2 separate regions of the Mus musculus genome follow, and region 2 is linked to region 1. A link is a loop called in an ENCODE intact Hi-C map of the cell type or tissue named here. Cell type or tissue: left cerebral cortex. All regions are shown on one strand. Links, peaks and the distances in the headings refer to the core of each region. The heading gives the core; the rest is flanking DNA.

Region 1 (8,549 bases), core at 343-8,342:
CATGATAGAATCTAGCCTGGGCCCCACAGTCAAGATCACTTGCTGTCATAAACTGCTTTCTGGAACAAGCTGTCCCTCAGAACACCAAAGCTTCTATCACTAGCACCACCTGTATGGGGTCACCACAGGCCAGTGTCACTGACAAAGTGGAATTTATGGGCAGAAGAGATGCCACTGTAGGTATGAGTACCCCTGAATTCTCTAGAAGCTAGAGACTACAGGAGGCTTCCATGGTGCGGAAGGAGGAATACAAACATGTTTCACTTTGTGTGTATGTGTGGTGATGGTGGTAGTGGTAGTAGCTAGAAACAACTGGGAGTTGGGTTTGCTTCCACAGAATAATTTAAAGGCCAGTGAGATGGCTCTGCAGGTAGCAGACGATTAGATGCACACAATTCATCCCTCAGCTATCGCTCACCATCCTGAAAGCCCAAGCTGACTTCCACCAGCTATCCCCTGACAACCTCGTGCATATACCATGAGACTTAGGGGTCTTCTGCCCCACAAAACCAATGTTCAGGAGAACGTCGTTCTCTCCATGAGTTCTGAACCCCCCATTGCTGGAGGCGTTCACTTAGGATCAGCTGACAATGTCAAGGAAGCTATGGAGGGGATGATAGGTGAACAAGATTTTATCCAAGTCCGAATGCTATGCACTTGACTTCCAACGAAGAACACAGTTACAAGGAACAGTATTCCTATTTTATTAAACAAAGCATGTATTAGAAAGCTGTTGTCTGAGCTGGGTGTGGTGGTGCACACCTTTAATCCCAGCACTCGGGAGGCAGAGGCAGGCAGATTGCTGAGTTCGAGGCCAGCATGGTCTACAAAGTGAGTTCCAGGACAGCCAGGGCTACACAGAGAAACCCTGTTTCGAAAAACCAAAGTAAGAAAAAGAAAACTTGTCACAGAGGTTTCTGTCCTCCACTTCCCTGGCCTTGACTAAGCCTTTTTCTTACAAACACCTGTTGGGCCTGAAGCCCTTGCTCAGCTTGTGCAAGGCCACTGGTTCTAGACCAAGCACCGGGAAAATCAATTGTGTACCTTTGAGGTAAATTCTACAAAGTCAGGAGCGTGAAGACGTATGCTTTGTACTGTCAACAGCATGGATGCCAAGGAGACTCCCCTGAGAATATTAAGGCAGCTAGCTCCCTTGGCTGCCACCCAGCTGCTGGCCATCTGTGGTCCAGCACTGCGACAAGGTAGAAAGAATCTATTGGAGGTGCTAACAAATCCTAGCCTGATTCGACATTATAGTTTTTAAGGCAATTTGGCTTGTTTAAACCTGGCACTGACCCACGTTTTACATATGGGGGCCACACAGCTGACAGGAAGCTAAGATCCCCTCAAACGATTTCATCCCTCAGCCTGAAGGGTATGAAACCTCATTTCAGGGACCAATGAAGGCATTCTAGAAGCAGGTTTGCCCCAAGGAAAACTGAGGTAAATACTGAGGGAGAAGAGCTGTCACATCCACAGCACAGCCTGGCAGGCAGTGTGGATCCTGACTGAAACACTGATTCTGTTATCTGATTCACGTGTACCAATCCTGCCAGGGGTACAACAGTTTGTAAGGGTCAAGTGTGTGTAGTGTATGACTATGTTCAACAGCACCTAGTAAGAGATGCCTGGCCTGGCCCCTCCTGCAGTGGAGGGTGTGGTTAAAGCTCTGGTCATGTGAATGACGAAGATGTAGCATCTCCCGTTAGGTATGTCCTGCCCTTTGAACCCATCTCAGTAGTTTTCTCTCCTGTGGGTAGCAGTCTACCTACTGATCACCCAGGAAGTGCCTGGGAGGGAAGGACACGGATGTCCTTAGAAAGTAACTGGAGTGACAGGTCCCAGATTTACAGGCCTAATAGTTTTCTGAGGGGGTGTGGTGGAGGGATTTGCAGGCCCAATCTGTTGTTTTTGGGGGCTTGGGAGGGAATTTCTTGGGGGCAGATATGCCTGAGAACTGACACAGGCAGAGAGCCGGTTTTCCTATTTATGGTGGGAAGCACAATGGTTCAAAGGTGCAACTGTGATCTAGCTTCTGACCGGAGCATGTCTGAAAAAGATTGACATGGGAAAAGCGCTTCCCGTGTTGTTTTTGTAGCTCTTACAGAGCCTCCCTCTAATCCCAAGAGGCCAAGCTAAGTTTCAGGATGCCCACCCTGGTTTTAGTGTAGAAGATGAAGAAGCAAGAGGATGCAGACTCAGACAAGAACCCTCTCAGGTGCTCTGGATCAAGGCGACCTGGACAAGCTGAAGTGGCTGTAGAGCAGCTGGCTCAAACGGAAACTGTAGGGGAACTACTTGCCCCTGCTGGGAGACATTCACTGATACTGTGTGCCTACTGTGTGCCAGGAGGTTCTAGGCGCTGCACGATAGTCTCCCAGACACAGGCAGCGGGGTGCCCCTTTCAGGAATATGCACTATAAAGGCATCGTTGGGGGGCAGGGCGCACAGGGGACAACTGGAGACAAGCCTAGGAAAAGAAAGCCCGATTTCCCTTAGGGCAACCTAGGGATGCTGATGGGCCCCTCCCAGAGGCGCAGGGCTGGATAGAGCGGCTCCTGGAAGGCGGCGTGGAAGGTGTGCAAGTGGCTCATGCCACCCGCCACGTCGTAGAAGGCCAGAATGCCGGCCTCGTAGTCCAGGAAGACGCCGAGCCGGTGGGGGTCGCGGCGGGGCCGCAGGCGACTTCGCTGGCCGTCATGGAAGGCCCAGTACTCTAGGTCGTAACGCTTTACGCACCACGACTCGCGGTTGCAGCCCAGGCGGGCGGCGGCGGAGGCTCCGCGGCGGCGCAGCGACGGGTACGCCGCGCCCACCCACCAGCCCACACCGGCCTCCTGCACGTCCACCTCCCAGTAGTGGCGTCCGGCTGCGAAGCCGTCGCGGCCCAGCACCTGCCGCAGCGCGTCGAACCGCGGCGCGGGACGCGGCCCCAGGCGACCCAGCAGCGAGCAGCGGACTGTCAGACCGTCCGGCGACAGGCGCAGGCGCGCGTGCATCGTGTCCGGGTCCAGCGTTGGCGTACGGGCGTCTGCAGAGGGGGCGGGGAGGACAGCTGTCAGAAAGCCTGGGCGGAGCCACGTGGGGCCCGCCCACCTCGGCCTGAGCGTGCGTCCGCGGAGAGGGGCGGGGAAAGGCAGTCTGATAGGCGGGGGCAAAGAAGCCCCGCCCCGCCCCGCCCCGCCCCGCCCCGCCCCGCCCCGCTCCCTTTCCAAGCTCTGGTTCCTACCGGAGCCAAAAAGTTCGGTGGGAATCAAAAAGCTGTTGGGCAGGGTGAGAGGGAAACTGAGGTTTTTTACACGCTCTATGCGGCTTGACTTTGGATCGTGGAAATTATTGCTAATAAAAAGAAAAGAAAAGAAAAGAAAAGAAAAGAAAAGAAAAGAAAAGAAAAGAAAAGAAAAGAAAAGAAAAGAAAAGAAAAAAGAAAAGCAATCTTACTGCCGAGGAAGGAGGAGCACATTTTTAATCCCACCAGTCAGGAGACAGAGGCAGAGGTTCTGCGAGTTGGAGGCCGGCCTAGTGAGGTCTACATAGTAGCACGTTGCAAGACAGGCAGAGATACATAAAGAGACCCAGTCAAAAAAAGAGAAAGAAAAATGGAAACTCTTAAACCATTAGGACTCGGTTGCATGTCCTCTGACCTTTTAATCCCTTAATTTTGAGGCTTATATTTGGTCCTAATTTTGGTATCATGCTATGCATGCTCTTAGGCAACCTACTTTTAAAAACTTAATGGCATATTCGTGACACACGCTTGAATCATATCAAACATATTTCAGTGGTGATACTAGTTTGTGTGTGTGTTTATTTTATGGGCGTTGAGTCGCGCTTTACGTGCAGCTCAGTGTAATGTGCAGTGCCAGCAGGGGCCAGAAGAAGGCGCCAGATTCCCTGCAACTGGAGTTACAGAGGGTTGTGAGCAAAAGTTCTTAAACCACAGGGCTTGCTTTCCAGTCTCTGAAGTTAGAAGATTTTCTATGCTAAACACTTAGAAACGGAGACAGTTGTCATCCTTTCGTGTAGTAAATGCGGGAACACAAAGAAGGCGTCTAGAACTTTCAGTTTCTTGGTGGGAAGGAGATGAAGGAACGTTTACTTCCCCTTTGTTCAGTGTGCTTCTCTTTAAAAGCATTTTATTTTTCAAATGTTTCTTTTTTTAAAAAATGTGTGCTTAATGATACCACTTTGAGAAATTACTCCTGGGGGCTGGAGAGATGGCTCAGTGGTTAAGAGCACCGACTGTTCTTCCAGAGGTCCCGAGTTCAATTCCCAGCAACCACATGGTGGCTCACAACCATCTGTCATGGAATCTGATGCCCTCTTCTGGGTTGTCTGAAGACAGCTACAGTGTACTCATATAAATAATAAATAAATAAAACTTGAGAGAGAGAGAGAGAGAGAGAGAGAGAGAGAGAGAGAGAGAGAGAGAAAGTTACTCCTGAAGATATGCAGCAAATAAGGCATATTTATCCCCTCATTTGTTCAATGCACTAATGTAACAAATGGAACAGTATTGGTGGTTTCAAGCTGGGCCCTGCTGATGTAAGTTTGAAGCTCACTTGGGCTACAGAGGAAAACCATGTCTTAAAACAACAAGAAAAACAAAACAAAACAAAACAAAACCCCAGCAACTTTTAATAGAGTTGCTGTGAGCTTTGGGGGTAACTTGTAAAAGCTGTGTGTCTTGAGAAAAATAAGTGTTCCTGTGATGTGTTAGCTGGCGGCTTTTAAAATAGCAATATTGAAATGGGGTGTTGTTGTTATACTATTACATAAAGTTACAAAAGATTATAACTTGGTGCTACTTTAAAATACCTTGACAGTTTTATTTTGTTTCATTTTTGTTTTGGTTTTCGTTTTTTTGTTTTGTTTTGTTTTGTTTTGTTTTATAGATAGGGTTCTTCTGTGTAGCCCCACCTGTCCAAAAACTCACTGTGTAGACCAAACTGGCCTTGAATTTAGAGATTAGCCTACCTCTGCCTTCTGAGTACTGGGATTAAAGGTTTGTGCCATCACCAACCACTAAACATATTTTTGGTTTTTTGAGACAGGGTTTCTCCATGTAACAGAGCTCTGTGACCTGGAACTTGCTTTGTAGACCAATCTGACTTAGAACTCTCAGAGATCCGCCTGCCTCTGCCTCCTGAGTGCAGGGATTAAAGGCGTGCACCACCACTACCTGGTGACACTATTTTTAAAAGTCTGAAAGAGAAATCTGTGGAAACACTGACCGCAGTTAACTTTGGGTAAAATAGCTTTTTTCTTTTGGTTTTTTAATTTATGATTTTCTTCACAAAATGCATGCACTACATATATTATTCTCCTTGTCTTCCTCTCTATGTCTCCTTTCCTTTCCCTTTCTCCTCTCTCTCTCTCTCTCTCTCTCTCTCTCTCTCTCTCTCTCTCGCTTATGACTCTAGGAATTAAACCCAGACATGCCTCACACACACCAGGCAAGCATTCTATCACTGAGATGCCCCCACCCTCTTCTTCTGTAAATTTTTAGGGGAACAAATAGAGATGGTTCATAATTTCCCAATAAATGAAAACAGATTATAAAACAGTGTGTATAGAATACCATGTTGTATGTAATAATAAGGTGGTCATAGTTGAACTCACCAGCAGTCCCTGCACTAGAGAGAGAGAGAGAGAGAGAGAGAGAGAGAGAGAGAGAGAGAAGCAGGAGGATCAGGAGTTCAAGTCTAGCCTTGGCTATATAGTAAGTTTAAGACTATCATGGGCTACAGGAGGCTCTGTCTCAAAAACAAAGGCAAATAAATAATAGAAGCTTTCTGTGTCATTTGTTTTGGTCTTGAGACAAGGTCCTACCATATAGCCAAGGGTAGACTAGAACTTGAGATCTCCCTGCCTGAGCCTCTAAGCACTGGGTCTAAAGCCTGTGTGGGATCACACACCCAGCAAAAATGCTTAACCTTACTTGGAAACAGTCTCTTAACAGGAAGTTGGGGGGCTCATTTCCTGGCCCCCATCCACCTTTGCTCCCACCCTACCTCCCTCTCCCACTCCCCGGTCTCACATTTCAAGAAGAGAGCTCTCTCTGGCGAGGGGCTGGTTTTCAACAAGGCGCCTGGCTTGGTGCTGGAGGAGTTTGAAAGCTGGCAGTTTATGTCTGTAAGGAATTGGAATTGCAAGGTGTGAGGCAGTTCATGTAGGCAGCACAGACAGACACCAAAGGGCGGCAAAACTGGAGCCTTGCACATCTCTCCCAAGAGTCACATGCAAATTTAGAAAATACAAACTCTGGGGTAGGGGGTTGGAGGGGGTGTGCGGTGTGTGTGGGGGTGCATGCAGCCACTCACTGATGGCGGCCGGGTGAGCCTCAGCTTAGCACTGGAGGAGAGGAGCAGTCTTCCCTGAAAGCTGGGCTGAGCCTGAGGAAGGTACAACAGCAGGAAATTGAATATGTGCATGAGTGTGTGTGTGTGTGTGTGTGTGTGTGTGTGTGTGTGTGTGTGTTGGTGGGGTTGAGGGACTGGAGCCATGGATTAGCTGTTAAAAGTGTTTCTTGATCTTGCAGAGGGTCTGAGCTCAGTTCCCAGCACCCATATTGGGTGGTTTACAACCACCTGTAACTCCAGCTCCAGGAAAGCACACGCCCCCTCCCCCCTCCATAGACACTGCACTCGTGTGCACACACCCACATACAGACACGCAGATGCATACATATGTTGGGAGCCGCCCCCACATTCGCCGTTACAAGATGGCGCTGACATCCTGTGTTCTAAGTGGTAAACAAATAATCTGCGCATGTGCCAAGGGTATCTTATGACTACTTGTGCTCTGCCTTCCCCGTGACGTCAACTCGGCCGATGGGCTGCAGCCAATCAGGGAGTGACACGTCCGAGGCGAAGGAGAATGCTCCTTAAGAGGGACGGGGTTTCGTTTTCTCTCGCTCTTGCTTCTTGCTCTCTTGCTTCTTGCTCTCTTGCTTCCTGCACCCTGGCTCCTGAAGATGTAAGAAATAAAGCTTTGCCGCAGAAGATTCTGGTCTGTGGTGTTCTTCCTGGCCGGTCGTGAGAACGCGTCTAATAACAATTGGTGCCGAATTCCGGGACGAGAAAAAACTCGGGACTGGCGCAAGGAAGATCCCTCATTCCAGAACCAGAACTGCGGGTCGCGGTAATAAAGGTTCCCGTAAAGCAGACTGTTAAGAAGGATTCAACTGTATGAATTCAGAACTTTTCAGCTGGGGAACGAGAGTACCAGTGAGTACAGCTTTACGAGGTAAGTCCGATCTTGAACTTTCTAACGAAATTCAAGACAGTCTATCAGAAGTAAAGTGGAATATGTTTGGCCTTGAATTTTTTCTGGTGTTAGGAGCCCTTTTGTTCCTTTTCACATGTTATCAAGTGGTTAAGATAGGGAGGATTCTAGAGGAAATTCAGGACAAGCTATCAGAAGTAAAGCGGGGAGAGAGAGTAGGAACAAAGAGGAAATATGGTACACAAAATAAGCATACAGGCCTTTCCAAGGGTCTTGAACCCGAGGAAAAGTTAAGGTTAGGTAGGAATACCTGGAGAGAGATTAGAAGAAAAAGAGGAAAAAGGGAAAAGAAGAAAGATCAATTAGCGGAGGTCTCTAGGAAAAGGAGCCTGTGCTTATCGCTGGATGGGCTCGGGGAGCCAGCTCTTAGTAGCTCTGAAGCAGGTGAAGAATCCTCCTCTGAGGAAACAGACTGGGAGGAAGAAGCAGCCCATTACCAGCCAGCTAATTGGTCAAGAAAAAAGCCAAAAGCGGCTGGCGAAGGCCAGTTTGCTGATTGGCCTCAGGGCAGTCGGCTTCAAGGTCCGCCCTATGCGGAGTCCCCGCCCTGCGTAGTGCGTCAACAATGCGCAGAGAGGCAGTGCGCAGAGAGGCAGTGCGCAGACTCATTCATTCCCAGAGAGGAACAAAGGAAAATACAACAGGCATTTCCGGTCTTTGAAGGAGCCGAGGGTGGGCGTGTCCACGCTCCGGTAGAATACTTACAAATTAAGGAAATTGCCGAGTCGGTTCGTAAATACGGAACCAATGCTAATTTTACCTTGGTGCAGTTAGACAGGCTCGCTGGCATGGCACTAACTCCTGCCGACTGGCAAACGGTTGTAAAAGCCGCTCTCCCTAGTATGGGCAAATATATGGAATGGAGAGCGCTTTGGCACGAAGCTGCACAAGCGCAGGCCCGAGCAAACGCAGCTGCTTTGACTCCAGAGCAGAGAGATTGGACTTTTGACTTGTTAACGGGTCAGGGAGCTTATTCTGCTGATCAGACAAACTACCATTGGGGAGCTTATGCCCAGATTTCTTCCACGGCTATTAGGGCCTGGAAGGCGCTCTCTCGAGCAGGTGAAACCACTGGTCAGTTAACAAAGATAATCCAGGGACCTCAGGAATCCTTCTCAGATTTTGTGGCCAGAATGACAGAGGCAGCAGAGCGTATTTTTGGAGAGTCAGAGCAAGCTGCGCCTCTGATAGAACAGCTAATCTATGAGCAAGCCACAAAGGAGTGCCGAGCGGCCATAGCCCCAAGAAAGAACAAAGGCTTA
Region 2 (8,549 bases), core at 444-8,443, 540 kb after region 1:
GAAGCAGAACACTATGGAAAACCTTCTCAGGAGGTTAGGTAAGAAAGGAAGGTGAGCAATGGTGAGGCCAACCTCTGCAGGATGGCATGCCACACCAGCGCCTCGCTCTCTCATACACACACACACACACACACACACACACACACACACACAGAAACTCTGGGCTAAAGAGCCCTTCTGTCATCGAAAAACTGAGGCTCGCAGAAAGAGCCAGGCACATCTAGCTGGTGATTCAGTAGGGGCCTGGGAGAGTGTTCTAGAAGTGTTCTAGAGTGTTCCAGAGTCTGTGGGTAGAACACTCTAATAAGAGGCCTCCAGGGCCCACCCTTCCCTGGTGAGAATGAATTAGAACATCACAAAAGTTAAGAAATTACTTCTAAATGAAAGCAAACAAGAAAACTGCATTTCTTTATCAGATTCCTTGTGCCCGTGAATTAGTGTGGGAATCGGGCTAGAGGGAGGGGCTTGGGCTCTTCAACATCCAGAAAAACCCCTTGAAGCACTTACCCATCTTCAGGGCATAGAAAATATCTGGTCGCCTCTTCTCCTCATCTGGGTAAACAGAGATTTCCAGAATTAACGGAGGAGAAGTTTAACAGAACTCTAAAACCACATCGGGTCAGAGCACAGGCTCTAAAGGGCAATTCCTTATAAGTCATGGGGCAGAAGCTCAGAGCAGGGGACTGACTAGGTGACAGCCTTTCTGGGCAGCTGTTATCCCAGGCTTTTGAAAACACTGCAAACTGTGGGGTGTATTTACCTAGGTTAATAAAAAAAAAAAGTATGGTCTTGGAAAATGTTCATTCTGTAAGAATTTGAAAAAGAAACTGTTAAACTTCTAAAATCTAACTACAACTAACTAAGTTCAAGGTCAGAGAGCCCTGTGACACTGGATCACTGAGCTCTGGAAGTAATGGCTGTGCCCCCCACCCCACCCCAGAAAAGCACCTTTTCTTTCTTCCCAGGCACTTGAGTGCGGTGCCCCGCCAGTCTGTGGACAATTGTCAGGCCAACTGCCCATCAGACATGTTCACACTGGGCTCTGACCCTTGGCCTGGTGCAGCGACTCCCTGTCCACCAATGCAAGCCTCTGGCCTGACGTCCACGCCGCACCAGGCCCAGCAGTCATCCACGAACAGGAAACAGGCATTCCCTAAAGCCAGTGAGCATGCTGAGCAGCACAGGCAGGGCTCCTGAGCCTTACTGAACTCCATGAGGGACACCCATGGCTCTGGGCTGGCTGGGAGGAGCAGTGAGCCTGAGCCCCACGTGAGCCAGAACGCACGTTTGTTTCTGCACTGGCTGCCCCACTGACATCAGCATCTGTGCCACGGAGTTGTCTCAAGGAGCAGCAAGTGACATAGAAAGGAGGTGCTTCAGAAATGTGAAGCCTATCAAGGTACCACTGTGCTAACTGGCCTCCAGCAGCCATCCCAGCCAAGCTGTAAAATGGAGTAATACCGTGACTCTCAGTATCAACTACAGCCAGGGACACGGAAGAACAGGGCTAATTTTGCCTGTGAAATATCAACACATGGAGCCATATCGTAGTCACTGAAAAAGCACCTCTGGGGGCTGGAGAGATGTCCAGCAGTTAAAAGCACTGGCCACTCTCCCAGAGGACCCAGGTTTGATGACCAGTACTCACATGGTGACTCATTGCAGGGGCTCTGGTGCCCTCTTCTGGCCTCCTGGGGCACCAGGCCCACATGCAGTACACAGACATTCATCCAGGCAACACACCCATATACATAAAATAAAATCTGTAGAATTGTAAGTGCCTTCGAATTGCTTACGAGCTCCGTTTGCTGAGGCCCGGGGTTTCTGAGGGGCAGGAATGTCACCAATCTTATTGCTGGATGCTAGGCAGCCACCTGGTACCATGAGTCACTAACAGTCCATCCTGGCTCTTGATGCTAGGACAGCTATTTGCACTGATAACCCGCACTGCTGGGCTGGGCCTTTCTTTATTCTGGGCTTCAGTGGTGTTGTCCAGGGACTCCACCACGTCCCAAGGAGAGGACACCTGACCCAGCCTCTGCACAGCATGAGACAGAAGAATGTCACAGTCACCGGGCAGCTTTGGTTGGGACAAGAAAGAACACAGGGAGGCCAAGATCTTGTGTGGGTGGATTTCCTGCATTTCCAGGGAAGAACGGTGTGTGAGTGAGTGTGTGTCTGTACTGCTGATGACTTAAGGACCTACGGTATGACAATCAATCGTGCAGCCTTCACGGCTGTGGTGGTCCCCTGGGGTTAAGAGCACTTGCAGGACTTCTGAGGTCCACTTGTGGTTATCTTCCCTGGGTGGCCATCCCTGCCATCTCACAATGCCTGGCACAGCCAGTCTGGCTCTCTTCTCATCTGCTGTTCTCACTCACGGCACTAACCTCTCCCACATGGTCATTTATTTCCTACTTATAACCTGCCTTCCCCTACCAAGGGGAGGGATCTGGCTCTCAACTGTTCGCTGGCACATGCCAGGTGCTTTGAAGGGCGCCTGGAACATAGCAGGCATCCCACACTAGCAGAGAAACTGAACTTCCACTGTTGGGAGCTATGCACCGGGGACAGACATTTCAAAGTACAACTGTCACAAGAGCCTGGCAAGAGAAATGCATCTATACTTCATGAAACCTGATACTAGGATCCCCAGGAAGCTGACACCGACACCGACACCGTGACAGTGATCACACGGCCCACCCTGAGTGGGCAAAGAGAAGCTCAAGCCAGGTCTGGCAGAGTCAGCACTTGTCACCCACTTTGCTCAGTGCCCAGGCTGTGTGTGACACTATTGAGCAGAGGTTCCAAAATGCAACATGCTGTGTGACTACTCCTCTAAGAACAACCCTAAAAACAACAGCAAACAAACACGAGACTGCCAGGAAAACCCAGACTTGGAAGGGAACCACTGCACACTCACTACGAGTGACCTGGTCCCCAGGGACTGGTGGCCAGCACCTTCCAGAACAGGGGCTACAAACCTAGGCTTGGGACCAACCTGTCCCAAGTTTGTCTCGGCACCCAGCACAAGGCCACACTCACTCACTTACATTCTAAATGCAGCTGCTCTCACTCTAACAAGGGCCAATAATCACTGGTCAGCACCTACATAGCCCAGGAAGTCTAAATCTTCATCACCTGGACTTTTACAGAGAAAACTTTGCCGGCTTCTGTTCTAGAGGGATCCTTGGACCACTTACATCAGAGCCAGCTGAGGGAGGAAGGTCAGGTAGAGAGAAAAGGCCTCACTGTACAAGTTCACAGGCTCTACCTACTCCCAGCAGTACCTGGTCATGTTGGGAAATGTGTAAGGCCTGTGTGTAACCGGCATTCATAGGTACTGTGTAGCTCAAAGCTCATGGCCTGCGTGCACTCCTTCTGCACACATTTTTAGTTTGGCAAACCTTGGCTTGTGCAACCTAAACAATCATCTCTGTAAAGCCACAGCAGGGACCAGGGTGTTGGTGGGGGGTGACTTTTGGGGGAAGTGGTGGGAGGTGGGAGGGTAGGGGGAGGGAGTGGGGAGTGACTGGGCCAGTGGTGGGGAAGGGGGTTGGCCTGACCTGTTTTTGGCCTGACAGTGGTCAGTGGGTCCAGGTATTCAGCAAGATCCCTGTACTTGCGGTCGAGAGCAACCTCGAAGGCAGTCTTCTCCAGTACACTGAGGTGGTCAGGGTTGGCTCCCTTCTCCACCAGCTGCTGCGCCACATTCAGCTTCCCAAGGAGGGCTGCCAGCATCAGAGGGCTCCAGCCCACAGTCCGGGCTGTGTGGTTAGGGTCCGCACCCCACTCCATCAGCAGACGTACCACGGCCTCGTGCCCATGCTGAACAGCGGCCATCAGGGCTGTAATGCCCAGCAGTTCATCCCCGCTGCCTCCCGTTGCTGGCGACTCTCCAGAAGGGGTGTGGTGGTCCACAATGGCTCCCGCCTCTAGCAGCAGCTTCACCACACCCAGGTGGCCACCCCGAGAAGCCACGGTGAGCACACTGGCACCCAGCCGATTCTGAGCATTGACATCGGCTCCATGATCCAAAAGGAGGTGTGCCACGCTCACATGCCCACACCTGCCGGGAAGATGGGGGTTGTTGACACTGAACAGAAAATGCTGACAATCGAGCAGTTCTGATGACCCTCACTAATGTCAACTACTGCAGGCACAGGGGCTGTTCACAAGGGATGACCTCAGCCTGGTGTGGAACGCCATCAAGGAAAACTTCTTACACAGGCTTCACACATGTACCCATAGACATGCAAACATGCATATGTGTGTACACACACAGAAAATAAATGGACACAGTAGTGCGCGTACATAATCCCAGCAGTGGAGGCGTGAAAACAAGTGGGTCGGTGTAACCTGCCCGCCTGCTCTCCATGCTCCAGGCCCATGAGAGACTGTCAAGAAAACAAGGTGGGGGTCTGCAGAGACAGCTCAGCAGTCAGGACTTGTTGCTCTTGCAGAGGACCTGGATGTGATTCCCAGTACCTACTTGGTGGCTTACAACCATCCGCAATTCTAGCTCCAGGGTATTTGAAGTTGTCTTCCAAACTCAGGGGGTACCAGACAAATACGTGCACAGACATGCAGGCAAAACAGCATACACATAAAACAAAAGAAAATAATCTAAAATTTAAAAAAACATATACACACACACACACACACACACACAGGCACACATTTACACACACTGAGGACAGATCCATCTGCCTATACCACTCTGCCCTCCACATCTGAGTTTTCTGTACTCTGAGTTATGGCCTGCTAAGCTGTCTCTGCCAGTGCTGATCCCCTCATGTTCCCTTTGTGGTGATTCATATCTACCCTCCTCAGCCCCCACCATCACCTGCACATCCCAGTGTGGCAGCTGCCCTGGGCAAAAGGACTCTGGCACCTCCACGGAGCCCTACTGCCACCTGCTGGCAGGAATGTTTACTGCAGGTGACTATGAGCCTGGTGTAGTCCCATCCTTCTCAAAGAAACTCCAGCTATGGCTGTATTCAGGGCCCAGAGAAGACAGACAGGCTCCTGCCAACTCCCTGACTCCAGGGGGAGGACAGATGCCGCTTCTCAGTGGGCAGAGTTATGTTTTAAGGTGTGAGGTCTCTGAACGGAGAGTGTCCAAGCTAAAGAAGGTTCCTCCTGGCTAAGGGGATAGACACAAAGACAAATCCAGGGAAGGGGGTGTCAGAAGACTACAGTGCAGTGGTCAGGCTTGGAGGCTGAGTTGTCGCTCGGCCCTCCTTTGTGGAAGTGGATTTTGTGCTTCAGCGAAAGCTCAGGGCTTCCTTCCCTGAAGGAGGCAGGGCCAGGGCTGAACTCTGGTCTGAGGCTGCAGCTGAATATAAAATACCTTCTGGGCTGTGAACCTTGACACACCAGGCTGCCTCCTGCAGTGTGCAAATGAGAACCTGGTGATCTGGCCCCCCAGCCCAAGGCAGGATGGGGGCCTCTTCTCCCGAGCAGAGAGGTGGGTGAGGAAACACACTCCCGTGCAGAAACTGCAAACTCAAGCCCCCTCCCGCCTCCATCCCTTTCCCTGCTGTCTGTCCTCCAGAGAGCCCCCACCCCCACCCAACCCTCCAGGTCCCTCCCACCTGCCCACAGCCAGGAGGGCTGCCTACATCACTGATATTTCCCAGCCCCTTTCTGCACCTTCCTACCCTCCTTCCAGGCACTCCGTCATGAGCGTGACTCACAGGGTCCTGCCAAGCAGGGTGCTGTGCCTCTGTGCTGCTCAGGGCCCGCTCCCATCTCGCCAACTCTGAGCAGTTTCCTGGGCTCCCATCTGAGGACCCCCCAAGTCTGCAGCTTCTCTCTGTCTAAACCTGAGCCCTCTTTCAAAAACTGTTTCTTGCCTACCTGATTGTAACTAAGGACAGGGTTAGGGGACTTCCCTGGTCACTAGCACAGGAGATGGCCCATGTTAGGGTTCAATATATTCATTCGGTCTATGAACTGATAAATGAACGTACTCATTGACGACAGGGAAGGGAGGTCTGAGAGAGAGAAGGCAACCAGGGGCTGCTTTGACCGCCACTGCAGTAGAGTTAAAAGCTCCCACCGGTTTTGGGAGCACAAAACAAACTCTAGTGTAATCTCTAGCTGCAGATTACAAGGTACTTTCAGATTCTTATCTCATTTGAAATCCGGAGATGTACACAGTGCCTCCCACTTCACAGATAAGGAGGCAGCAGAGTGGAGCAGAGAGCAATTAATCTCAATTTGAAAGTGACAGGACCCAAACCGGCCCCAAGAATTTCAAATCGCAGCCCCTCCAGCCTGCCCGGTTCCTACCGGGGAAGCAAAGGGACTGAATTTGAGCAGAAATACTGAATTTTGCAATGTTTTCTGAACTCCCAGGTAGCCCTGGAGAGCATTCAATTAGGCTGAAAAATATAAAATGATCCAACGGCGCCCTAGATAATTTTGCGTGTGTTCATTTTCTAATAGGTAATTACTGAAAACGGGGCTGCTGGGGGCTTCTGAGCAGGTGCTGAGGCTGACAACTAATTTCAGCAATTAACACCTGTGCTTTGAGAGCTGGCACACGATCCTGCCACTCAGAGCACCTGGCATGAGTGAGGTAAAGACAGAAGTGGGTGAAAGGTAAACGGGCCAAGGTGTGGCTAGACAACCTCGCCATGCTGTCCCCTGCTCAGAATCACTACCAATGCCCGAGGGGAGTTGTCAGTTGCTGGATTCACAGCTCTCCGGCCATCCATCAGTCTGTGAATCTGACTCTGTCACTCAACTCACCTTGTGGCTGTGGACAAGTTACATAGCTTCTCTGGACCTCAATTCCTTGTCTCTAAAGGGGGGTCAACAATGATACATACTTCCGAAGGTTTGGGGTGGACTGAAGGAATGAATCCATTTAAAGCAATAAGCACGGTGCTGGATACAAAGTGGGTGCTCAAGAAATGCCACTGTTAGCTGGACCCAATGATGCGGGCAGGGCTGATGTAGGGCAATTAGACCTGCTCGAGCTACATAGTAAGTTCAAGGACAGCCGGGGCAGTTCAGTGAGCCTCTGCTTTAAGGGCCGAGGTGGTAACTCTGTGATAGCATGCTTGCCTGCCAAGTACAGGCCCTGAGTTCATCCCCACTACTGGGGAGGGGGAAGAAAAGAATAATCTATTTTTGCAAATAGGAACTACGGTTCTACTTAAACCATAGGAAGCCATTGTCTCCAAGTGCTGACACAGGGTCTCTTCGGCTTGCCTCATGGACAGATGTTGGAAGGCACAACAAGATGATAAACACAAGTCCACTTAGGCAGGCACCGTGGGTATCTGGAGCACTGTCCAAGGATTCTAAGAGGAGCACAAGAAAGGAGAGTGGCCATGCACAGGTCACCCTGACTTGAGGGACAGAGAGACCAAGGGACCCACAAACTGACCCTCAACGAAGTCTCCCTACACTGGACTCTGACCCTGAGCCTCCACCTGGACCAGGGAGCAGACAGCTCAGCGCATCTCAACCCATCTCAGAGTGCAATGGAGTCTCCTGTGAGGAGACTTAAAAAGTGTCCAGGCCCTGGCGAACAGGCATGTGTGAGTTCTAATCCTCTCCTCACGGAGGTACCTCCTACCTTGGGCTCACAGAACAGTAAGGTGAGTATCGTACTAATACTCTCAAAGCGGCACCTCTTGGGGCCAGAGAGATGGCTCTGCAGTGAGAGCACCGGCCGCTCTTCCAGAGGCTCCAGGTTCAGTTCCCAGCACCTCTCTGGCTGCTGACAACTGCCTGTAACTCCACTTCGAAGGGCTCTCATGCCCTCCCTCCTCTTGCTTCTGAGGGCACCAGGCACGCATGGCACACAGACAGTGGTGCAGGTAAAACACTCTCACTGATGAAACGGTAATTAGGAAACAGCGCTCATGGCAAACTGAAGCACAAAAAGACAGCCCAAAGCATCTCAACTACAAAGTGTCAAAGCTGGAGTGCTTGGACCGCAAACCCCAACTCTTTTTACCCTACCAACGGAAGGACTCTAACAGGCCCAGGCACCGCACACAACTGCCGGCGGGGTTTGCCCTCCTTCCTTCTCTCTCTCTCTCTTGCTAAGCCGTTACATCACTCACATTCCAAAAGCTAGCCACCAAGGTCTGTTAGCTCATTTGGCTACTTCCCTGTGCCTGACCAACATACCCAGTTTCAACTATGAAAATGCCCAGGTCTAGCAATCAAAACTCATTATTTGGCTATACTGGCTAATCTGTCCAATCAGGACTCACCAACTAACTCACCCTAGCACAGATTCCCTGTTTTCTCCTTAAAAACCATTCCTACGGGGGCTGGAGAGGTGGCTCAGTGGTTAAGAACACTAGCTGCTCTTCCAGAGGTCCTGATTTTCATTCCCAGCACCCACATGGTGGCTCACAACCATCTGTAATGAGATCCGATGCCCTCTTCTGGTGTGTCTGAAGACAGTGACAGTGTACTCACATATATAAAATAAATTTTTTTTTTTTTATTTTAGAAAATCACTTCTGCAGAGACACCTGCTGCTGTCTTTGCCGGATTCAGAAGCAGTTCCCCCCTCC

The links. Peaks named below come from ENCODE experiments on the same cell type or tissue, not always from the same donor. Only the 100,000 strongest peaks of a DNase experiment are listed, where the experiment ranks them.
Region 2: a loop joins it to region 1, with 3 times the contacts of the local background. A loop is called at or near these places in 3 of 42 quality-filtered maps.

The regions. Positions count from the first base shown.
Region 1 is chr4:46,504,397-46,512,945 of GRCm38, forward strand. It overlaps Trim14 (tripartite motif-containing 14), which reads right to left. Exons shown (of 6, transcript NM_029077.4): 5 at 6,041-6,133; 6 at 676-3,031. The coding sequence ends at 2,496. Among named protein-coding and RNA genes, the nearest start is that of Gm22247, 14 kb to the left of the region's middle. In left cerebral cortex, for the core only: a CTCF peak has its summit at 3,870 (motif pointing right); DNase peaks (open chromatin) are centred at 2,271, 3,046, 3,488 and 3,878; H3K4me3 peaks cover 1,487 bases; H3K27ac peaks cover 924 bases.
Region 2 is chr4:47,045,503-47,054,051 of GRCm38, forward strand. It overlaps Anks6 (ankyrin repeat and sterile alpha motif domain containing 6), which reads right to left. Exons shown (of 16, transcript NM_001356426.1): 2 at 3,567-4,069; 3 at 508-552. Among named protein-coding and RNA genes, the nearest start is that of Anks6, 7.5 kb to the right of the region's middle. In left cerebral cortex, for the core only: CTCF peaks have their summits at 1,695 (motif pointing left) and 4,926 (motif pointing left); a DNase peak (open chromatin) is centred at 4,914; H3K27ac peaks cover 408 bases.